Linked DNA regions of Mus musculus: region 1 is linked to region 2. A link is a loop called in an ENCODE intact Hi-C map of the cell type or tissue named here. Cell type or tissue: gastrocnemius. All regions are shown on one strand. Each heading gives the region's core, and the rest is flanking DNA. Links, peaks and the distances in the headings are about the cores only.

The links. Hi-C counts contacts between places; a loop is a spot of excess contacts. Peaks named below come from ENCODE experiments on the same cell type or tissue, not always from the same donor. Only the 100,000 strongest peaks of a DNase experiment are listed, where the experiment ranks them.
Region 1: it touches region 2 in a loop (2.5-fold over the local background); 3 of 42 quality-filtered maps call a loop at or near these places.

The regions. Positions count from the first base shown.
Region 1 is chr13:9,346,960-9,359,684 of GRCm38, reverse strand. The region is part of intron 1 of Dip2c (disco interacting protein 2 homolog C); the gene reads right to left. Among named protein-coding and RNA genes, the nearest start is that of Dip2c, 77 kb to the right of the region's middle. In gastrocnemius, for the core only: no CTCF peak of the experiment used is centred there; a DNase peak (open chromatin) is centred at 10,733; H3K4me3 peaks cover 272 bases; H3K27ac peaks cover 2,041 bases.
Region 2 is chr13:9,269,857-9,282,581 of GRCm38, reverse strand. It overlaps Dip2c (disco interacting protein 2 homolog C), which reads right to left and starts at 6,057. Exons shown (of 37, transcript NM_001081426.2): 1 at 5,516-6,057. The coding sequence starts at 5,600. It also overlaps the pseudogene Gm46391. In gastrocnemius, for the core only: no CTCF peak of the experiment used is centred there; DNase peaks (open chromatin) are centred at 5,219, 5,516 and 6,044; H3K4me3 peaks cover 2,618 bases; H3K27ac peaks cover 2,115 bases.

The DNA.
Region 1 (12,725 bases), core at 2,783-10,782, 77 kb before region 2:
TAGATAGAATGTTATTTTAGCAAGATCACAATGTGAGAAAAAAAAAACTTTTAAAACATTAACATGAACATGACAGGCCCATAGAAAACACACTACTCCTGTCCCATTTTTCCTTGTCACCATAGTTTAAATATCTGTTTCCTAGAAACTATCTCTTTAGGGTATGCAAGAGGTGATACAACAGTTATTTTTGAAAGACACATCAGGGAATGAGAACACTGTATTATTGCCTATTACTACCATAACAAATTATCACAAAGGTAACTGCTTCAATCAATATAAATCTCTTTATTCTCTTAGTTCTGGACTTGAAAGGCATCATCCTGCTGAAGTCACGGTGCTGGCAGAGCAAGTGCCTACCCAGTGGCTACCAGAAACAATCAGTTGCCTTATCCTCTACAGCTTCTAGAGGATGCCAGGATCCCTTTCTTGTCCTTGCCCCACTCCCATTTCTGCTTCTGTCCCTACGTCCTGTAACTCTGTCTGTCCTCCTCTCTCACCATACTAGGGCTGCCTCTGTAGTCCAGGATCATCTTCCACCCAAGACCCTGACAGTTACGTCTGAGGTGTTCCTTTCCCACAGCACATGTTCACAGGAGTCAGGGACTAAAACATGGACATCACTGGAAACCATCCTGACGACTACAAATGCTAATAAACTTGATGTAAAGTGTCAATAATGGTTGATTTTTTTTCCTTTAGGAGACCTAAGCATTATATCACTTGATTGCTAATGGAATCAGAGATTCCAAGCAGTACATTTGCTTTGTAAATCTGGCCAAACAAGTACTCAGTACCTAATCATACTCAGTAGAATTTAGTGTTATGGAGTAGATACTTAATAAACAATTAAAATCCAATCAAAGAACTTTAAACTTTGCTCTTTTAAATAAATTGTATGTCACTACATCAAAGTAGTCTTTGATTAAATATTTATAGCTTGAGGTTTTCTAACCATCAAAAGATTTCTCTTATTACATAAATTACCTTTCCCCATGAAGCATGCTATTGTTTTATACAGAACTAAAAAGGTACAAAAAAAAAAGACAAGAAATATTAAATATTTATAGGATTTGTCTTTGAGCATGACTTAGGCCTGTCTAAGGAACTACACAAGAAGGAACAAACAAGTTTTTTCACATACTGAAGCCCAAGTGCAGACTGTTTCTCCACTGAGCTGTGCATTTTGGAGCTTTATATATCAGTGTCTTAAACAAAACAACCAATCCCCCCCCAAAAAAGGTTCTAAAAAAATCCATCATCTATGGATAAATCAAAATCCATAAACATTGAAGCTAAGGCATCATGATAGATTTCAACATCTAGTGAGGTCCCTGAACCTAACTTTGTTCATAGAAAAGAGAATTATCCCTACATGAGAGACCAGAAAACTGGTTCCTGGCTGTAGTGTTCATTAATGTAGCTGTAACTTTCTGCCTGTAGAACAGAGCTTGAAGTTCAGAGTTCTAGCTACTTTAGTCATCAGACCTCAGACAGAATATGTGAAACCTGAATATTTTCCTCTTAAGAAGGGGAGCTATACAAGCTTGCAATCCCACCAGCAGTGGAGGAGTGTTCCTCTTTCTCCACATCCTTGCCAGCATCTGCTGTCACCTGAATTTTTGATCTTAGCCATTCCGACTGGTGTGAGATGGAATCTCAGGTTGTTTTGACTTGCATTTCCCTGATGATTAAGGATGTTGAACATTTTTTCAGGTGTTTCTCAGCCATTCGGTATTCCTCAGGTGAGAATTCTTTGTTTAGCTCTGTACCCCATTTTTAATGGGGTTATTTGAATTTCTGGAGTCCAGCTTCTTGAGCTCTTTGTATATATTGGATATTAGTCCCCTATCAGATTTAGGATTGGTAAAAATCCTTTCCCAATCTGGAAGTCAGTCTGGAGTTTCCTCAGAAAACTGGACATAATACTACCGGAAGATCCAGCAATACCTCTCCTGGGCATATACACAGAAGATGTTCCAACTGGTAATAAGAACACATGTTCCACTATGTTCATAGCAGCCTTATTTATAATAGCCAGAAGCTGTAAAGAACCCAGATGTCCCTCAACAGAAGAATCGATACAGAAAATGTGGTACATTTACACAATGGAGTACTACTCAGCTATTAAAACCAATGGATTTATGAAATTCTTGGACAAATGGATGTATCTGGAGGCTATCATCCTTAGTGAGGTAACCCAGTCACAAAAGTCATTAGATATCCACTCACTGATAAGTGGATATTAGCCCAGAAACATAGAACACCCAAGATACAATTTGCAAAACACAAGAAAATCAAGAAGAGGGAAGACCAATGGGTCGATACTTTATTCCTCCTTAGAATAGGGAACAAAATACCCATAAGGAGTTACAGAGACAAAGTTTGGAGCTAAGACGAAAAGATGGACTATCCAGAGACTGCCCCACCCGGGAATCCACCCCATAATCAGTCACCAAACCCGGACACTATTGCATATGCCAGAAAGATTTTGCTGAAGGGACCCTGGTATAGCTGTCTTGTATGAGGCTATGCCAGTGCCTGGCGAACACAGAAGTGGATGCTTACAGTCATCTATAAGATGGAACACAGGGCCCCCAATGGAGAAGCTAGAGAAAGCACCCAAGGAGCTGAAGGGGTCTGCAACCCTATAGGTGAAACAATATGAACTAACCAGTACCCCCAGAGCTCGTGTCTCTAGTTGCATATGTAACAGAAGATGGCCTAGTCAGCCATCATTGGGAAGAGAGGCCCCTTGGTATTGCAAACTTTATATGCCCAGTAGAGGGAAATGCCAGGGCCAAGAATTGGGAAAGGGTGAGTAGGGGAGCAGGGTTGGGGGAGGGTATAGGGAACTTTCGGGATAGCATTTGAAATGTATATAAAGGAAATAGCTAATAAAACATTTAAGAAAAAAAAAGAAGGGGAGCTGTAGTACTACAACTATGATTTTATTTTAAATTGACTGGCCTGTATTAATGATACAGAAACTAATGGGTTTATTGTGACATTTTCATCCATGTACATAACATTCTCTGATCAATCTCCCCACATCTCAACCCCATCTTCTTATCCCTTCTGCCTACAAATCAATCGCTACAATTATCTCAACTACTGGGATTAGAATAAATGTTTAGAAATCTAAGCTATAGATTTAATTAATAAAAATCTAAAACCTAAATTCCTTAGGAAAAATGTAAGCTAAACACAAATAATCATGTATAAGCTCTGCCAATGCCTTGCCCTTGGCATTATTTGAAAGTGCATTATTAATATAAATGAATCTTCAGGTAAATTCCATCTCAACCTAGGATCTATGGCATTTAGTGGTCCCCATTTTGGATCTCAGTGTAAAGTTGGTTGTCAAACTAGGTCTCTAACCTCAGAGCACTATTCCTCAATCACAAATGTGCTTTACCTCATTGCCATCCCTGGACCTGAGCAATGATTTCCCTCAAGGCCATTCACCCAGCCACAAAAACAATGGCAGTCAATAAAGGTGCTATCTGAGGAACACTGTCATACCAAAGCACCTTAGAATTCAATTAAGACTAATAGGTCAATGAACAAATAAATGTTGTGTGAAAACACCAGAACACACACATACACTCACACACGCACTTAGGAGGTGGAAGCAGAAGGGTCAGAATGTCAAGGTCATCTTCAACTACATAAGTTCAAAGCCAGCTTTGGATACAGGAAGCTTCCCTTTTCCCCCATAAAAAGCCACCTTATAGAGATTCAAGACAAATAAAACAAAAAATACCACTGACTATTTCAAATCTATCATCTCTCCTGTAAGAACACAATACTTATTACTGTAGACTAATCTCTCTCAGTCTATTGCAAGGACTCGTGTCTGCAAAACTTCTACCCCACTTCCATTCCGGACAGAAGTTCAAATCTGCAGCTCTACTTGCATCTGAGAATGAAAGGTTCCTCGGGTGACCACTTACAGCCTGCTTCGCTTGGTATTCCATATTAGGAAGCACCAATACATGCTGAGTGAGCATGGATAAGCCAACCCTGTCCTCTTCACACTGCTTTCTTCAAAATAAAGCCTGGAGGGCATAGGTAGACACATCATGACACCATGTTATGTTGGCCCTACAGAGTGCCTCAGCACTGAGGATTAGCCACAGTATAGAGCAGCACTCCTTGGATAACAAGCTCCCTAAGGAAACCTTCTAGACCCCAGCATGCTCCCTCCCTCCCGGACTCTGAAAAGGCAATAGGAGGCCAGCTGGAGTCTCTATTGTTCAGCACAAGGAATACTGCCAACCGCTGTAATTATCTTCTGTATGCTTAAAAAGAAAACGCATCTCATTCCATGCTGCCCCCACCAAAACTTCAAACTAAAGTTGCTCTGAAAGAACAATTTTTCTGCACCCTCAGGAAGCCAGACCCATCCCAAGATAGAAAAGGTAGCACAAATATTTGCGAAGTGGCCGACATATGGGTAAAGTTTAGCCAAATGTATCATGGTCAGGCAACCAAAGGCACAGCACATGAATACAACACACCCCAAGTTTCAGTGCTCACACACAAGCCAGGATTACAAGTATCATAATAGGCAAACTATTTAAAAATGCAATTATTTAAAACATCTGTCTTAGAGTTCCTTTAGTAGGTCTAGCACAGAGTCAGGAATAAGGCAAAAAATGAAAAGGGTCCTATTTACACCTAAATGTGTGTGCTTTATTTAGTCCAAAGAGAAAGCACTTAAATCTAACATGAAAGTCTCTGCTCCTTCCGTTTGTTCCAGAAAGCCAGAGTCCAGGAAAAGATAGTAAGAATCAAAGTGTGGCTTTAGAAGATTCAAATGTATGCCTTTTTAAAGACAATGCAAATAAATGCATTAACTCACACACACAATAGTCCACTCTAACCTCTTTGACACATTCTGCCCTTAGAATGCATTCTAAGATGAAAATTTAGGATTCTTCCAACCACAGTCAAAGAGACCAAAATGCATTCTAAGAAATGACCAATGCCAAACTCCTTTAGGGTTTTTCATGTCAGAACTGAACTTTTCTTTATAATCATATACTTTTTAAAATACAAGTAATGTTGTTCACAGAAGTAGACACACAGGAGAGAGTCTAGAGATATACACTTGCCTAGCAAGAAATGGAATGGGGAGGGAGAGGAGGGGAGAACAGTAAGAAGGAAAAAGGGAAAGAAAGACATCCATTAACTCATAAAAACCAAAACTCAAGTCCTCATATGCAGCCCCATATAACACCTTCATTTACAAATAAAATATGTGCATATTTCATCAGCAAGTCTGTTATCTTTGTTGTATCTCCCTTGTGACCTGAAAACTTAGACACACACACACACACACACACACACACACACACAGACACAAAATCACCTTCAATAAACCCTATTACTGTAATTCAATTTCAGCCACTCAGACTTTCTAGATAATTTTCCTTTAACCAACTGCATAGCTTTATAAGAAGACTCCATGTAATAAAGTTTAGCCTATTGAAAGCTCTCTAAAATAAGTATCATATGACTATCATTACAATGATGCAAGCAGTACACTAGTCACCCCCAGCACCGCTCATCTATTACAGTGACTCAATTGTTCCTTTGCAACTCCTGATACTCAAAACCAGCCCCCATATTTCATCAACCCAAATCTTTGTCATTCTTTACTATAGTCAATCAGTTTTGTATCACAAAACCAAGAAGTAAAACCACATCAAGCTCTTATGACTCACTGCTCTATATTTATTGCAAAGTTGCAGGGGGTGAGGAGACAAATCTGGTGGCCATTTATTCCCACCTAAACTGAAGTCACCGTTCAAGCACTCCTATTTTTAATCCTCTTAGAGGAACTTTCTTAGAATGATCTCCAACAAATAGGACAATTTAGGAAGAAAAGATAAAAGTCAGGACAATATTGAGACAAAGGAATTTGAATCATCATTTCATTCACTTGCAACCTAGCCAAGAATATCATTAAGTATTAGCATCATACTCTAAAAGCAAAGCTATCCTCCCGAAAAAGATCACGAGCTATGCCTTATTGTACTGTGTGCATGGTATCATGTCATGGCCACTTCATTCAAGAAAAAACAAACAAGGGCTGGTGAGATGGCTCAGTGGGTAAGAGCACCCGACTGCTCTTCAGAAGGTCCAAAGTTCAAATCCCAGCAACCACATGGTGGCTCACAACCACCTGTAATGAGATCTGATGCTCTCTTCTGGAGTGTGTCTGAAGACAGCTACAGTGTACTTACATATAATAAATAAATAATAAGTAAATAAATCTTTAAAAAAAAAAAAAAAGAAAAAGAAAAAACAAACAAAAGAACTAAGTAGCTCCTTTAACCTTTCAAGTAAAGACATCTTTTTCCTAAAAAAATTAACTCAATTCAGAAACAATAAAACCATCCAATTTACCTTCAAAGTAAGGAATTTTTCCAAAAAAAAAAAAAAAGGAGGGAGGGTTTGTTTTGAATACTTTAATCTATTGAATATTTAATAGTAAATATAGTTTGTGTTCATTTAACAAGCTCAGATAACAAGCCATATCAAAAATATTGATAAAATTACAGCCAAACTAGATTAAAACCACAAGGGAAGAACTACATATAGCTTCAGGTATATTGGGAAGTGTGCTTAGTTTTTACCGCTTCCTGGGATAACCGAGCTACTAGATGAATTAGCCACAAATCTAACTGCCCATGTTCCAGTTCCTACCTATTATATATACAGAGGGAACTGACATTGCACCCCTAAACAGGGTTAGAGTTAGTACTGGAGTGGCCATATTGCAGTGAAAAGGCTAGCTAAATAAGCATATAATAAGAAAGGCCTCTACACTGGCAAACGTCTTCCTTTGATTCAACAAGCATCAAGTCATCCCAAGGGTATCTCAGGGTCACACACTTCTCACGTCTCACGCACACCCCATCTGTCCCTCATATACATCCCTCATTTTTTTCAAGGCTTGATCACTTATTTGTTACTCAAAGTTACTTTTGATTGGACTTAGTAGTAGAGGGTTTTAGCAAAGATAGCTATGTCTTTAGCAAAGACAGCTTGGCAATCAAGTCACTCTCTTGGACAAATGCTTAGCACAATCAACTGTCTGTTGCAGGACACATGGAGTAACGAGATGCTGAATCTTGCGTGGTTTAGTCCTGGATTCCTTATCTTCTTTATTAAGGGCTTTCTGACAATATACTAGCAAAAACCATCTTGTTTGAAGAGACTGAAAATTTTTAAGATTCTACTAGTTTTTGTGGGCCCCAACCACCAAGGCACAGTAGTATGGGTCAGTCCAGAAACATTTCTCCCCTACCTCTCTTTTACAACAACCAAGATTGCACTTATCTGCAATGCATCTGTAAACAGACTTGCACTTCTTCCTCTCTCCAGTGCCCCTTGTTCTATAACAAGGATGTTCCTTACTCAACAGCAGATACCTCCTGCTATGGGTTAAGACACTTTGCATCGTGAAAAAATCTTGTTGTTCCTACCACTGATTCAGACCACATAACCCTTCCACTTTTCACCCAGAGCATGAAGCAGCTACTTCTGTATCCATGTGTTTCTCAAAGAAAATATAAACCTTCATCATCTACTTCAAAGAGTAGAAATGGTTAGAAAGGAAAAAGGAGATACTCACTTCATCTCGACACAGCCAAGCAGCTAGGAGGTGCCATGAAAAAGAACCCTCACAATCTTAAAGAGACAAGTCTAGAATATCCTCCCTACCAAAAGCCTTCTTTTGTCTGCACTTTTGAACATTTTCCATCAGAGAAACTTTTCAGGAGTAAGGTTTTTCAGGATAAAAGCATGTATTTTACGTACTCTGGACAATTAAGTATCATATGCTTTGTGTTAAAAAAATAAATACGACAGGCACAAGAGCCTTAAAATGCTATGAGGACAGGGATTAGAATGTCTGAATCATAACTAAATTGTCAGAGTCCAAACGGAGCTATAGTCCAATGGTACACAAAATTTATGTGGATAGATACTATTCAGAATACATTAAAAAATACAAGTTATCAGTGGTTAAGAGCACTCTGCTCTTGCAGAGGACCTGGTTCAGTTCCCAGTACCACATGGTGCTTACAACCATCCCCAAACTCCAGTTATGGAGATTCAAATCCCCTTCTAATTTCCATAGGCATACATATGGTACACAAAGATACAGGTAAAACAAACATATATATGAAATTTTGGGGAGAAAAAACGAAAAAAAAACAGAAATATCTTGCTTGTTTAGCTTTAAAATATAGCAGAAAGAGACCCACAACCCTAGAGTACTCAGCCCATTTCTGGACAAGAATAGTTAGCTCACTGACAGCCTTCCTAGACAACCAGTGACAAATTCACTTATTGGACAAGTAGAATCCTAGAACAAGGATTCTATCAATTCTGCAGCAATGCTGTAACCTGCTCCCCAGTCCAAGGCCAAACAAAGTAGAGGAGAGAGGTGTGCTCACCTCCTCTTCCACGTCACAGAGAGAAGCCGAGTTAAGGTACCACCTCACGGTAATGGATGCCCTCATGTGGACTTCCTGGCTTCTCCCATGCGGACACAGAACTAGTACTACAAGACCCAGTATCGGAGCCCCCAAGAGCTTGAACATAACCAAGAACCAAGAGTGTGACCTTCCCTCAGCCTCAGTTTCCACACCTATAAAATATCAGTTCAAATATACAATAACATGGTGTGATTTTCTATAAATAAGAAGCACATTCTGGCATGTGAGTTGAGACTGATGCCTGGAATGTGCAGCCAGACCCAAGAAGATCTGCAGCAGCTGAGGGAACATGAGCCAGCAAAGGAATCTGATTTGGAGCCAATTCAAGGCGCCTAAAATTGTTCCACTGGTTTTATATTCTTGGCAAGGCCTGACCAGGCAAACAACTGCAATAGTTTCCACCTAGGATATCTGAGATTCCTTGCCTTTTTTCATAATTATCGCTGTTTCTAATTCATGATAATTAGGATGGGGACTTAACAGCAGGTAATTAAAGCAATTGCACAGTTTGCTATTATATTACAATGCCATACGTCCCTACTAAGAATGGACTCTATAGGAGGAACTAATGCCTGAGAAAGAAGGTCAACAGGTTCTTCCCCTAACCAAGGAAAAGCAGCTTCTTCATTCAAGTACTCCTCCAAATCAAGGCCAGGCCACTAGCCTGGTAAGAAAGGCATAGCATATAACTTTCTGACCAAACCTCTCTCAATCTCAAACCATTACCCAGCCTGGCACCTTCCTCCAGCTCAAGATATTCTATTGTCCCCTCTATAGCCTTGGGTATATGAGACCAAGGACAGTAATCTGAATCAGCTATAGCACTTTGCTACTAAGAACCAGAAAGCAAACTCAGCAAACATTCAAAGAATTTTTCCTTTCAAAGAAGCAACAAAATACCTAAATACACAAGCAGACTGATCAACAACCACCTTTGTGTTCATGTGTCATTCCTCACTTTTTAAAATAGGGTCTCTCCCTGACATGACCTTCCAATTAAATTAGACTGGCTAGCCAGTGAATTCTAAGGATCTGTCTCTGCCTCTCCAGCACTAGGATTGTAAGCACACACCACCATAGCTTTTACAGTTAAAAAAAAAAAAAAAAAAAAAAAAAGCCTCTGGGTGTCAAACTTGTGTTTACAATGCAACCTCCCCAGCTTCCCATGCACTTTGTCACAGGGATAATACAGACAACTATATAGCAAACAGCCAAGCAGAGGTGCACTTCCTGATCAAAAATAATAATCAGCACAACAGGAAGCCCTACCATCCCTTTGTGAAAAGCTCAGACTATGGAAGCTAGTATTTCTCCAACACGCTCAAAGATAAGGGAGCCTGGCCAAGGAGAACAGAGCTGCCGCAGACTCATCGCTCAGCTATCAACACAGAGTACAAATTCATCCTAGTCTGCACATCACTTGGTATAGGAGAGATAGAAAGAAGCCAGCAGCTAGCACCACCAAGCTCTTCATAGGGCATCAAAATCCCTTCACAGACAAAGGCCTAATGACCTTTCCAGAGGGTCTGGGGCTCTTCTGCCAAGGTATCTCACTCTGGCACAGAGCTATCATTCAGAACTCTTTGTCTAACACAGGAGCCAGTAGTCACCTGTGACTAAAGGACTATACTTATAATTTCTTTTCAAATGCATTGTCATTAAATATTTTAGTTCAATTTAATGTGCCCCAAGGAGTACCGCTGCCATGGACATCTCTATCCAATCGAATAAGAATGTAAATAGATGCCACATAAGAGGAGAAACCAATCTCACCAAGTTGTCCTCCGACCTCCACACACACACACACACACACACACACACGTGCTGCTGTACCACAGGCACACCCACACCCACATACATGCAGAATACGTGTAATTTAAAAAGAAATGTCCACCACCTCTGAGTTCTTCAAATTAAGTCAACAAAGGAAAAGGACTTTGGCAGCATGAGAAAGCAGTGCAATAAGAATGCAGCCTAAGTCAAACAGACCTCGCTGTGTGATCTGGGATGTATGTGGAAACCAGGTGAGACCTCAAGAATGACATCTGCCCTGTAATTCTGAATCAAGGTGTCTCATTCACCAGGAGGGGAGTACCCAGGAATCTTCTGCCTGTTAGTGCCTCCCCAGCACTGGGACTGTAGATGTTAACCACCATGCATGGCTCTTTATGTGGGTTCTAGTTCAGGTACTTACGTACCAAGTGCGTCAGCAAATTGGTATCACCCCAACCCCCGCTGTCTTCGACACCTAGTCTATTAACAAGTAAACACCGGTGACTTTGGTGTCTTCCACTTAGGATGAGTGACCCCAATGTCCACCCAGTGTGGTGTCAGGGTCAGAGACGACATCACCAACATTTACTACTACTTCTAAACTAACGAATAGTTGTTCATTCTATGCAAGAGAAAAAGGCAATTGCCTGTTTCCAAACTCACACACACAAAATAATAATAATAATAATAATAATAATAATAATAATAATAATAATAATAATGGTATAGGTATACAGACAGTTTCCAGGACACATCTTGTGCCCCTCGATGAAATGTAAAATCTAAATTCTATTATGAAATTGTATAAGATTCGAGCCCTAGGTCAGCTCTGACAGCAAATATTTAGGTGACAAAACAGCAATTTGTGTACTGCTTTATTTTAGGAAAAATAGTTCAACCAGATGTTAAACAAAAGGAAAATGGTTTCAATCTTTCATCTAATCAAATAAGCTATCTTTTCTTTTTTTATGGTGAAGTAGAAAGTTTATTATAGATTTTTTTAAGGATTTAATTATTGTATGTGAGTATACTGTCTCTGTCTTCAGGCACACCAGAAGAGGGCATCGGCTCCCATTACAGATGGTTGTGAGCCATCATGTGGTTGCTGGGAGTTGAACTCAGGACCTCTGGAAGAGCAGTCAGTGCTCTTAACCACTGAGCCATCTTCAGCCCTTATAGCTATCTTTTCAAACTCAAAAAACTTAAACTTGCAGACAATCTTTCAGGGTTCAAATGATATCATCTTAGTAACTATTCTATAGCTGTGAAGAGACCATGATCAAGGCAGCTTATAGAAGAAAGCACTTATTAAGGCCATGCTTATAGTTTCAGAAAGTTAGTCCACGATCATGGTTAGTACAGGAACATGGCAGCAGCAGGCAGACAAGCACGCATGGTTCTAGAGTAATAATTGGGAGCTTACATAGTGATCCAAAAACAGGTGACAGAGAGAGAACCAGACTAGACCTGGCCTAGGCTTTTGAAACCTCAAAGTCCATTCCCAGTGACACACTTCCTCCAACAAGGCCACACCTCCTATTCCTCCCCAGTCCAACTGGGAACCAACCGTTCAAATAGATGAGCCTCTGGGAGCAATCTCATTTAAACTACTACATATTTCTAATGAAGGAGCAAGCTGTTGTGCCGTTCTTCCTTCTTAGATCATTTTTACTTAAGCTTACACCAGTAAGAGGCCTTTATACTAACTTCTTTGCAATTATAGAATGGAGATAAAGATGCTGTGTCAGCAAATGTCAGTTCTCGAAGACATGTCCTACCAGATTTAGGTATGCTTCAAAGGTTAACTTACTTGGGATGTGTGAAGTTACAGATTTAAACAAGGGTTTGTTAAGCTTTTCTTACTAGAATTTTAGAATCCTCCAATACAAAGCCATCCACAGGTTCAACTGAAGAACACAACCACACTGCATGCATACCTCACAGAAAGCCAATCGGAACAGAGCCACATCCAACAATATCTTGGCTTTGTTATTTAAAATCATATGACATTACCCTCCCAACAACAGAAACCATGGCTCACCTTGTCACCCAAGGGACCTCTAGGAGATAAAATACTGCTTAGACACCCAATGTCACAGGTTATTTTTTTCCCTTAAGGAGGTTGCACTGAATCAATCTAGTCATGTTTTAGGGCAATGAGCAGCTCTGGGTATGAGGAACTTCAGCACTAAGCTGTCCACTCTTTTCTTTCTGCTTTATCCCAGATTGATAAAACCTCAAATTACTACTCCGCTCCTGTTACATGCTTTTTAAAAAACTGTCATTTGTCCTGGGTTCTAAACCTGGGACAATTTTCAAAATAATTTTATCAATTAAATTATTAGGTAGTAGTGCATAATTTGAACCTCATGAAAAATTTAAACTTAGATTGTAATAACTGCTGTTTACATCACAGATTAACAAATGAACACTTTT
Region 2 (12,725 bases), core at 2,553-10,552:
CAGCATCCATAAGAGTCCCATTTGAAACAAAACAGACACACTGTTAAGCTTTCACCTCATAAAGTCAGATCTAAGGAGTGTGACAGTGGCACTGCAAATATGTTACTAGTACCTGAAACAACCTTACAAATGTGGTGGAGGGGGGGAGAGGAGGGGGTAGAGAGAGAGAGAAAGAGAAGCTGAATTTGACATCTAGAATTATTCATTAAGGAAAGAACATTCAAATCCAATTATTTATTTCCCTGTGAAGAATCTTAAACTGTACACTAAAATCAACATTACATATTTTTTATTCATGTTAAGTGTACAAAATAGTAGGTTTTATATGACACTTTCATACATATGTATCCTTTATACCCCTTTATTCACTATCCATGCTCTACCATGTCCTTTGTATCCCTATCATTGATCTCATTTCTCTCCCTGCAAACAGTCCTCCTAATGATTTTATGTTCATATTTATGTATGTATATGTGGATAGACAGACAGACAGACAGACAGACAGACAGAGATGACTCTGGAAGAAAACATGCTTCTGCACATTTGTTTTCCAGCACAATTGTTTTGCTTTGTTTCCTTACAATGAAAAGAAGATATGCAAAGTTTGGATGGCAATCAAGATACCAAATCTCCCTTCCAGACTCCCAAATGTGGCCACAGCACAGAAGCTGTGCAGAACTGTATCTTACTCATTCTGTAGCAACAGAACACCTAAGCAAGGCTCAGGGACTGAGGAGAAGGGCAAGGGGCAAAACCTAGTCCTTGAATGAAACGTCTGTTGTGTTGTTCATTGTGTTGTTCCCAAACCCTTAGATGGCCACTGCTTTAAGAGTCCACTCTTTTGTGACAGCAGTGGGCTAGTTACATGGGACTGCTTGAGTGCATTAAAAACAAAACAGTATTGATTCTTTGACCAATACAGAATGACCTGACATTCAAGTAGACTTTTCACCATTTTCCTGGAGCACTTTAATATACTGAAAAAAAAAAAAAAAAAAAAAAAAAAGCTAAATCAGACTCTTTGGGAGCATAAGTAATAGCTGGAATAATCTGGTACATTAGTTAATAACGCAAAGCAAAAACTAAGCAACTCCCATTAGAGGAAGTTACAAAGATATTAGGGATGAGACATGCTAACAATTTAAAAGCAATGACGTTTAAGTACAGCATTTTTTTTCTTTTAATTTCCCCTCTGCAAAAGCTAGATACCCCTTGCAGGCTACATTACAAGGCACTGTTCTTGACTTTTGTAAAAATAACCCTAACCAGGCATAGGAGTGTACATCTACAATCCTAGCTAATGGAGACACTAAGACAGAATGGCTAAAAACCATTCAAGAACAACCAGCCAGAGCAATATAGTGAGATGCCATCTCATTTCAATGTATATTACATAGGTTAGGGATGTTAGTCTGTTGGTGAGATATTTGCCTAATAACATGAAGCCCCATGTTTCAATCTTTAGCAACACATAAGCTGAGCATGGTGCTAAATGCATGCGATCTCAGCAACAGGAAGGTTGGAAATTCAAGGTCCTCCTTAATTGCCTAGGAAATTCACATCCAGGGACTCTCACTTTATGAGACCCTGTGTCAAACGAGCTAAAAGGAAAGCATAGGAAGAGGCTTCTGCTCTAGCTCTAACAAGGCCAATGAAGTACAGGCCCAGCCCAGGAACAACTGACCAGCTAACAAAGAAACCTACTGACACAACAGTCAGGAACTAAGCTAGATCATTTTTTTATATCTGATCTTACCCAAAACGGTTGGCAAGCAATGATTTCTTTTCTTTAATAAAGCATCAGTCTGTTTTTATACCATTTTTCTGTTTCCTCCTCTAATTCTTTTGGCATTCCTGTATAAACTTTTTTCCTCAAGCCAGATAATGTTTAATCACATATTAATGAAATTGTGTCTAGATCCTTCAAAGCCAAAAAAAAAAACCAACCAAACAAACAAAAATCCCCAAAACCCAAAATGTATAATTCCAAAAGGCATGAATAGTGGGTTCTGTTGTCATTGTTGTTGTTTGTTACTGTTGTGTTTGCTTGTTGGTTTTAAAGAAGAAAAATTATCTAAGAAAAAGAGTATGAGAAAGGCCCCACCACAGCCCTGCCAGGCATACTGTAGAAGCCAGCTCAGGAATGGCTTTTTCCCCAGCTCATGTCCAGACTCAAGTGTCTAAACAGATCCAAGATCCTGGCCCCACACCAGTGAATATATTCACACATGTAGGCCCAGGGCTGTCTGAATCAATATAAGAAGCTGCACACTACACCTCCTGCAAAAACCTCTTGGGTTTTACTGACAAGACTCTATAATGGCAAACAAAGCCTAGCTTTTCTCAGTGAAGGAAGCACTGGGCAGTGACAGAGGCTAGAGAAAGAGCAAAGGCACAATAAAGCAGGAAGGTTAAAACAAACAAAAAACCTGCAGCCAAGTTACCAATGGACAAATCCTTATCAAACAAACAATAACTTGATCAAATAAAAATAGCATCAGTATATATAACAGCACCCCAGTAGATGGTACAGACCCAAAGTGAACCAATGTATAGAAATCTAGGTAATCTACAACTCATTTAGGCTGGTAGCTGATATAAAAACTTTAATAGTCTGGTCATTTTTTTTTCAATGTATGTCATTAAAATGGAATTTTCTTTTATTCTCCTCTTAGAAAATGAGCCCTGGAAATTCCACAGATTTTCCTGTAACACTTTCTGATATTCTGATAGTTGAATAAATAAAATAACCAACTCTTCTGTTTGTTTCTTTTTTGAGACAGAGTCTCACTATGTAGCTCTGGCTGGCCTGGAACCTGCTACAAAGACCAGGCTGGCCTAGAATTCAGAGAACTGCTTGTCTCCTGAGCACGGGGATTAAAGGCATGTACAGACAAGGAACTTAACTCTTTCCATATAGATTTTGGTGGACAATATACTGGGAAGCAGTACACTGCAATAATTTGACAGTAAAAGTCATCCTAAGTTTTCACTTTGAAACTGGGTATGTTGGGATTTTTTTCTCCCAGTTAGGCAAGGTAAAGAGACCCAGAGATTCTTGATCTTCACCTCCTAGGTTTCTATACTAGAATAGCAGCAATACTAGAAAACAAATTGATTCATCTCTTCCAGGAAAACAATCCCCTTGGTTACAAGACATGGAATTTCAAATGGTTTTTTGTAAATCACAATCAAAACTCAACAATGACAAAGCCACACTTTATAATAAAGTCAAAGGTAGCACAGCTAATACATAGATGGGAGGTGGGGGCTGGGAGAAGAGCAGGTTCCAAGGAGTAGCAGAAGCTGAACACAGTGACAAAAGGCTTTTTTTTTTCTTTTCTTCTTTTCTTTTCTTTTCTTTTCTATTCTATTCTTTTTGTAATTCTTAAAAGTTTAGGTCAGGTCTCAACATAGCTCATATAGAAAAAGAAAATAGAAAAGGACTTCCTGAATACAAATATATGTACACACTTCTCTAAGCCCACCCATTCACCAAGAAACTCATTGAGTCCTCTAAGTTCTATACAGACACAAGGTGCTCACAGGGAGTTAAGCTAAGTACACCTCATCTAAAGTGGTTTTCCATACTTCTCTGGGCAACACTCACTCTTCAAGAGTGATCGATCATGACAGGTGACCGCTGTTACCTAAAAACAAAACAGACAGCTACTCTCAACAAGAGGAGAGCAGGATATGTGGCTCCAGGCATTATGTGAGGCTTTGAGAGTAAATGTGAATTGACTTCCTAGTAGGCAGGGAGATTCAGACCCTGCGGAAAGGGCTCAATGCAGGTTCAGATGGCTTCTCACTTTTCAAGTATGGGTGGGCAGAGACACATCACATTAACATAGTGCAGATAGCAGAGGTGCTTGCTTTGAGTGAGAACATGAATGGGAAGGGGTGCTTTCAATACAGGATGCAGACGATAAAACAGCGCTGGTAAGCTGAAGAAGACAGTCTATCTCAAGTCTAACAAAACACAAATGTTTCTTTATAGTTACTTACTAGAAATACACTGTCCACACTGCATACCTCATCTTCCAGTTTAAATCTAAAGAATTCAGCCCTGCCCTTTCTGCCTGTGGAAGGGTGATGCTCTCTCTTATCTCTAGATGGTCAGAACTGAGGCAGGAAGCACAGTCTGGGACACATTATCTTTTCCTCCATTGGAGCTTCCCAGGGACTGCTTCCAAAACACCTTGGAGAACCCCAAATTCGGGATAAAGAAAATGTCTAATCTATGAGAATCTGATAACAGAAGCAACACTTACAGCCACCTGGTTTACTCTCCACCCTGCAAGTGTTAAAAGGGAAAACGTAAAGTCAACGTCAGCTCCTCCCCATGATGAAAACTGGCACGAATGAATTTACGTTCTGGCTGCTGGCCCTCACAAATCGTTACCAAAAAAAAAAAAAGTTTACCATGCTAAACTGCTCCAAATATTAACTCAAGAGAGACGACAGGCCATTTCCACACCACTAAGCTGTAGTCTTCTCAATGAGTGGGATGACCGCTAAATATTTATTACTAGACACATTTTGGAACTTTAGTGGAGGAAAAAGGAAAAAAGAACCTACAAAACCCAAGCTGAAACTTATGACAGTTGAGCACATGATGTCCACCATGAAGAGCAAAGACGAAAGCGTATATAACACTCCGTGAAATCACAGCAGAGCAGCCGCAAAGTCTCAATGTCTCTATCCGGCACGATGGGAAGGAGGCATCCAACCTGGCCTGAGGGGGGAGGTTTTAGGGCTCTAACTCAACCAGCTCGTCACAAACACGCCGGAACAATAGTACTACTATCTTCCTCCCGCTGACAGGACCGTGTGCCTGCAGCCTCAGGGGGATCCAATCCCGAAGTCCACTGACAAGTTTCGCATTAAAATCAGGCCATTCAGAGGCCGTCCCCAAGCAGGGAGCGTGGAAGCATGTGCTGTGCTGGTGCTGGTGGTGCTGCTGGTGCATGTGGTGGTGGTGATGATGGTGGTGGTGGTGGTGGTGGTGGTGGTGGTGGTACTGCAGCTGCATCAAGGACGCAGCGCCTCTCCATTAGGGAAGAGCGCACATCCCCACCAAGGCCATTTCCCCCGCAGCCCTAAAGGTTGCTCCATCTTGCTTCGTAGCCGGGAGCCCCGGGCCCAGCCGCAGCGCGCAGGGGGCATCGCGGCTGCACCGTGCCAGTTGAGCCTGGAGGGCGGGGGCCGCGGCACGCACACGCGCGCGCGTGCACACACACACATACACACGCACACACACTACACACACACACACACACACACACACACACAAGCACGCGCGCACACAAGCACATGCACACACATGCACCCTCCCCGGGGCCACCACACGGGGCCCGGGCCAGGGTCAGGGCCGGGGCCCCGCCACCCCGAGGCCCGGCGCGCGCCCTCCCCGGAGTGACAGCACGGCCCGGCCCGCGGGGCCCCGAGCGCGCTCCAGAGAAGCGGTGTCCCGGCCCGGCCCGGGCGCGGGGCTAAGGGGGGTTGCTGTTACCTTCCGACAGCTCCAGCTCCAGCTCGGCCAGCCGGGCCCTCACCTCCAACGGGAGAGCCATGCCTTCCAGGCTGCGGTCCGCCATGCTCGCCGCAGACGCCTCCGCCCTGCCGGCCTCCTCTTTGTTCGCCGACGGAGGGCTCCTCAGCGGCCGCCACTCGAACCCGGAGGAGCCGCACTGAGGAGGCGGCGGCGGGCGGGCGGGAGCGGGAGGCCGGGCGGCGGCGGGCAGGCGCGCGGGGATTTTCTCCTTAGCCTCCTCAGCCTCGTCAGTCTCCTCAGCGCCTCCTCAGTCTCCTCAGCGCCTCGTCAGCCTCCTCAGCGTCTCCTCAGCGCCTCCTCAGTGCCTCGTCAGTCTCCTCAGCCTCCTCAGCGCGGCCCCGACCCTGGCGGTGGCCTCGCGCCCGGCTCTCTGCGCGCCTCCCCCAGCCGCGGGCTCCGGCCCCGCTCGGCCGGCACCGGATCACGGGCCCGCCCGCGGTCACGGCCACAGGGCTCTCGAGCTGCTCCGCGGCCGCCCTGCCCCGGCGGGAGCGAGCGCCGCTGCGCGCGCACCGGGCAACAAGAAGGCGCGCGCGGAGGGTGGGAGCGCGCGGACGTGCCACGGCGGCGCGCGCTCAGGGGGGCGGGGCCTCCAGCGAGTACTTCGAGAGCGCGCTCGTGGGACAGTGGTGCATTTGGCCTTAGGAGGGGGTCTTCCCAACCCTGAGGCTTAGTTAGGCTCCTCAAGACTCAAGGAGAAAAATAAAGAAGGCATTCGGAAGCACACCCTAGCCTGCTTGTTAAAACTTCAAATGTTCTGGATCATCGAGGGCTGATTTTTTTAAAATACTTTTAAGAGGAAAAAATAATTAAAAAAAAAAAACAAAACAGCATGAGACATAGATTGAGTCCTAGGTTTGAAGTTTAAAAGCATGGATCTAGAACAGACTACTATATGACCTTGAAACACACAATGTTTTGTCTAGACTTCATTTTTCCCATCCGTGGAAATAAATCAAGGTAGGTTGGGTCTGTCACACACTGTCCAGCCTAAGGAGTCTTCAGCAAGTGTCTTCTCCCTCACATCCTACAATATCATCCCCTGCTTTTCTTCTACCTCTTGTGAATTTTTTTCCCTTTGGTCATCGCCTGTGATGGTATCAATGTCTATTCTGAATGGCTGATACGGAGTCTGACTATTTGGGGGCATTCTCGCATGGCCAGCTGTCTCCAGAGTAATCTCACCTAGCTGCCCCTGAAGCCCCAAACACCACAAAACCAAAGTAAAAACAGCATCTCCTAACATTAAACATCCACCTGCTTCTTAAAGCATTTTATTAACTCTTTGAGAATCTCCTACAATGTATCCCTTAGCTCCTCCCAGAGTCATCCCCACCTCTCTACTATCCCAATTTTATGTCTATTATTATTATTATTATTATTATTCAATAACCTATGGACTCCAATTTGTTCTGCTCAAATATTTCAGGATGGCTGATCTCACAGGAGGCACATCCTTATGGAAAAAAATAATAAAAAACTGACTCTCCCTCCCCGAGAAGCCATCAACTGGCCATAGGGATAGGAGCTCATTAGCCCTTTGCTATGGCATGCTAGAATGTTAACTGCCTTCATCCTGTGCTGGCAACCATAGCTTCTGTGAGTTTGTGAGTCCAGAGGTATTGTCGTGTCCAGAAGACAGTTTTGTTCCCAGTTTTCCTCAACCTCTGACTATTACAATCTTTCTACTCCGTCTTCTGTGATGGTCTCTGAGCTTCGGGTGTGGGGTTATGATACAGACGCCCTATTTGTGACTGAGCACTCTACTGACATCTATTCTCTCCACTTTGATCAGTTGTGAGTTTCTGTGTCAACCACTACACAAAGAAATTCCTCTGATGAGGTCGGAAGTCTGCACTAGTCTGTGGGTAGAGAAATACAAATTTAGAGGGCAGTTTGATGCCTCGTCCCTTTAGCGGAGTAGTAATAGTAGGTTAGGTTCACTCCTACCTATGATCTCCCCAGCCAGATTTGCAGTACCAGGCATATGTTTCCTCCTGTGAGGCAGGTCTGAAATCCAATCAGACAGCAGTTGTGAAAGCATATGACCTTGATCTTCACACATAGTATTAATATCATTCAGGTTATTATTGCAGGGTTCATAGATGGTTAAAACTGTTAAACACACACATCCACAGCCTGCATAGCACCTTCCAGTACCAAGCAAGACAGCCAACAAAGAAGAAACTTACTGATTAGCATTGATGGATTCTGCCATGTCCTATGAATAATGTGTACGGTGCCTTCGGCCTTAGGGTCTTACCCATCACCCACCTGCTTTTATCAGCTACTAGTGTTTTCCTAATTATCTAGGCTAAAGTCACCCTGGCTTCTCTACCTTCCTTTATCTTCACACAACTTTTGCTTCTCAGTCCCCTCAAATGTATCCCACAAAAACACTGATGGTCTGCTTCCTTCCCATGCCTGCAAACACTGTTTCTAGTCCCCATGCTTCTTCCTGCCTGGAATATTCTAAAGACCATTGAGATGGTGTACCCAGCAATGGGACCCTGAAATTGTAGACACTTCTTTCAACAGTGCTTCAGCACATCTTCTTATGGAACGCAAGTGAACTTCTTAGCTTTAAACTAGGGGACCCTCACTAACTGCTCCAACCTTCAGCCTAGTCTTACCTGCCCACCCCCCATAGGTTCTTGAAGAAAGGATGACTAATATTCAGCATCCTTGCTAATTGTACATCAGTCTTCTGAGGCAGGACCTCATGTGTTCAAGGCTGGCCTCCAACTTACTATGTAACCAAAGATGGTATGTACCATGCTGCCTGGTTTATGCAATGCTGGCAACCAATCCCAGGGCTAAACCAACATTCTAAAACCTGAGTACACCCCAGCCCCCAAATGGAACATCCATCTTCTTAATTGTTTTCATCTTGTTTATGTTTATTTTTATGTATAGAAGTCAGCATGTTAGATCTTCAGGATTTGAAGTCACAGACAGTTGTGATCTGCCATGTGAGTACTTGGAATGGAATCCGGGTCTTCCAGAGGTGGAAGAGCAGTTAGTACTCTTACTTGCTGAGCCATCTCATCTTGATTATGAATTCTCTTGTTGGCTCAGAATTTTCCCCGTCAGCTCTCTTCTCCCTTACTATGTTCCTATCACTCTGATTTCATCCAATTTGACCTTCAGTTAGTCTTAATCTTTAGCCTGTGGGTAGACTCCTTGAAGACCAGGAACAAACCTCTGGAAATCTCATTCATTTGACAAGTGTTGCTCTCTTATGAAGATCTGCTTCTCGGTAGAGAACTGTGGGAGAGAAATAAGCCACTAGCAATGATAAACTTGAAAACTGTGAGCTCCAGACTGCCGGTTCTTTTGGTTCTATACCGGGTCCTATACTGTGAGGTATGTCCATTGGTTTGGTGTTTACTTAAGAACATATTAAAATACAGTAGATACTGCTGGCACAATGTTTGGCCCCATTCTTTTCATTATGATCAATCTAGCCACTAATTAAGAAATCTCTAAAGATCTCATTCCACTTTCCATGTTATAGATGAAAAACCTTAAGGAAGTAAAATATAATAAAACCAGGACTGAAACCCTAGTCTCCATTACTGTCCCATAATGCTTTGTCTGGACTTGGTTTTTTTTTTTTTAACCTTACTTTTTATCTTTTGCATATATATTGTTTCCAATTTTGTGTTGTTATGGGTTTTCTATGTGTGTCTGTAAATCTGTATGTGTTTCTCATGCTTTTCCTTTCTTTTCCCCATTTGTTTGTTTGCCTGGTTATTTTGTAAAGAAAGAGAAAGAAGGTGTGGAGTTGAATGGCTGGGGAGGTGGGGAGGATCTGGGAAGAAATGAGGGAGGGGAAACCATGATAAGAATATACTGTATGAAAAAATCTATTTTCCTTGTCTTTGGTCATTCTGTGCCGTCATGTCTGTCCTGAGGCCACTGCTGCTGAGGAGCCTGACCGGCTCTGCCCGTCGGCTCATGATGCCAGCAGCTCAGGTCCACTCAAAGCCACCACAGGAGCAGCTCAAAGTCCTGGATATCAACATTGGTCTCACTTACTGCTTCATGTGTTGTCTTCTGCCTACTGGCTGGATCCGTTATACCTGGAGAGCTACAAGAAGCAGGAGTGAAGAGAGCTGTCTTCCCTCATCCTTTGACTAGACCCCTCTTGCCAGCCCACCTTGATCATATTTCCTGCATTCCTGGCTGGCCTTCCCTGGGACCATGTTATTCAATTCCAGTCACCTCTTCTGCAATCATGACCTCTCGATGTCTCCATGGTGACAACTGGGACCACATGTATTGGCTCTGCTTGGTGGGGTCCCCCTTTGTAACAATAAAGTCTATTTAAACCTTGCTCCAGAAAAAAAAAAAAAAAGAAAAAAGAAAAAATCTATTTTCAATTAAAATAGATGAACACAATAATAAAATCCTAAAGTTATAAGATGAAGTTCAGCAGCTATAGTTGTCTGCACCAAGACAAGGTCAAGAATAAGCCAGCCATCACCCTAGCACGGAAACAGAGGTCTTAATAAGTCCAACCTTTAGCTGAGGAGCTATGGGCTCCTGATGGCTTCAGGGGAAAAGATGGTAAATTTTCTTTGAAGCTGTGGTTTAACCCATACTCCATTGGATAGCCACATGCCAATGAGAATATGGGCAGAACAATTTGGTCTTGATGGGTAACTCAATTTTTAAAAAAGAAAGAAACAAACCACAACAAAACAACAAAGAAAAGAGTTGAGGAATAAGGGAGTAGAGATGGATTTGAGAGGTGTTGGGAACAAATAGTGATAAAAAGAATCTTGTATAAAATTCTCAAAGAATTAATAAAAATGTTTATTAAATGTTTTTTAAAATATCCTCCTCTCTAAAGTAGAAAGTCCTGGGTTCATTTTACATTCCAAACAGAAAGTGATACCAAGTAAATTTAAGACAGGGTGATGTCAAGATAAGGTATATATTCTCCTTTTAGGAACTACACAGGTCAGGCTGGAAAGATGACTCAGTAGGGAAAGGTGTTTGCCATCGAGCCTGACAGTCTGACTCAGATTCTTGAGATTATATGGTGGAAAGAGAGGACTCACTTCCAGCAACACACACAGACACACACACAGACACACACACACACACCACACACACACACACACACACACTCACACACACACACTCACACACTCTCTCACACACACACACACACACACACACCTTTAAGAAATGTATAGGTCATGATTTGTTTGTGAATGTTGATCTCAGAGAAAACTTGTATTTACCATTAAATATGTAGGTTGGATAGCTAGAATTGGAGCTGACAGGTCTTCACTTCAGCAGGTCTTTGACTACAAAGTACAGTGGAGAGGGGGTGTGTGTGCTCTTGGCTCTTAACAATGTTTTCAATAACACGATACCTAACTTTATCAGGAAATTCTACCATTTCCTCAAAGCTATGATGTCAAAAGCCAAACTCATCTTACCAACTGGCTCTCACCCCAGCTTGTTATTTCTGATAATAACATTCCTTTCTCTTACATATCCCTTTCTCATTCCAGAGACCAATAGCCTCTGCCCATGATATTTTTCTCACAAATCTTTTCCTCCCTCTCTGTCCTGTGGATACAGCTCAAACCAGGCCTGGTTTGAGAGGTAGAGAGAAGAGTGGGGGTAGGAATGGGAGGAAAAAGAGAAGGTAGGAGAGACAGAGATTTGCTGCAGATGGCAGAGTAGGGACTGGAGCCCATTCACTGTGGCATTTAGAAAAAGATCTGATGTTCTCTCCTGTACATCTATGTTCAGCTGCAGAATTTTCCATGGTCATGAGGAGCCCCAACTACTTGTGTCTCTGTTTTACTAACATCTTCCTTCATCTTCTCCCATCAGGTCTCCAACCTGTGTCATAGGCACGTGCAAAATTTAATTCAGCGACTCCCAGCACAGTACTATGCATCTATATCTCCAGCTATTGAGAGGCTGAGGCAGGAAGACTCTTTGACTAAAATATCTGCAGCCATCCCAGCATGGGAGCTCACATCTTAAATCCCAGCACTTGGGAGGCAGAGGGAGGCAGCTCTCTGAATTCAAGGCTAGTTTGTTCTACACAGTGAATTCCAGGGGAGTCAAAGCTACATAGTAAGACCTTGTCTCGAAACAAGCAAAGGTTTGAGGCCAATATAACAAAACCCTGTCTTCTAATATTTCTCCCCCAAACAAATGACACTCCTTCCATGAAGCCAAGCCTAATGTCACCTCTGGAATTACACACCTCTTTATCTATCTGTTCTCTCTGGGATTTGTAATTAATAGGTGTGTCTTATCTGACAGCTAACTTATCTACAATCCCAGCATTGGGTTGAATGGCAGAACAAGAAACATACTGTTTCTCATGGAGCAGTCCTGCTCTGGGACAAGGAAGAAAGCCTGTCTGTGTCATCATGTCCAGTTCTGCTCATGTTCAACCTCACAGAATGCAGACTTTTTGTATGGACTAGATATGCACGTAAACACGTGTACAGAAGACTGGCTCAAGTGTGGATCAAGTCAAGCTGATGTATTGGTGAAGATAACTGGAAAAGATTCACGGGTCTACTGGCTCAAAAAACTCTGCCAGAGGCCCCAACACTTCTATGTGGGACCAGAGTCCTCTCTCTTCAGACTCTTTGCCTTCAGGAAGCTGACGTAGGGCCTGTGAGTTTTACTTAGGAAGTGGATCCCAGTTCTCAGCATCTTTTTATTTGTTTTGGAGACAAGGTCTTTATAGCTCTACCTAGTCTCCATCAGCCGTTTACCTGAGGATGACTGGAGCTCTTGATCCTCCTTCCAAGGTCTGGGGCTCGATTAATGCTAAGCAAGCACTCCATCAACCGAGCTGTATCCCCAGCATTGTCAGTATTCATTACAGTGTGCAGATCAGAGGACAGATCTGTGAGGATTGGTTGGTCGATCCTAGGAATGGAGCTCAGGTCACTAGGTGTAGTAATAAGCGCATGGCTCACCAAGTCATCACAGCACTATGCATCAGCATTTGTTAACACAGTAGAACGATTTACATTATCCAAGAAATCAGCCTCCCTAAAATGAAGGCCAGGAGACATGGTTCAGACCATTTAAATAGCCAGGAAGAAGAAGAAGGAAGGAAGGAAAATAGCCTCCCCATCAAGGAGGCCAGCTCAGGAACAAGAAGGTAAGGGAG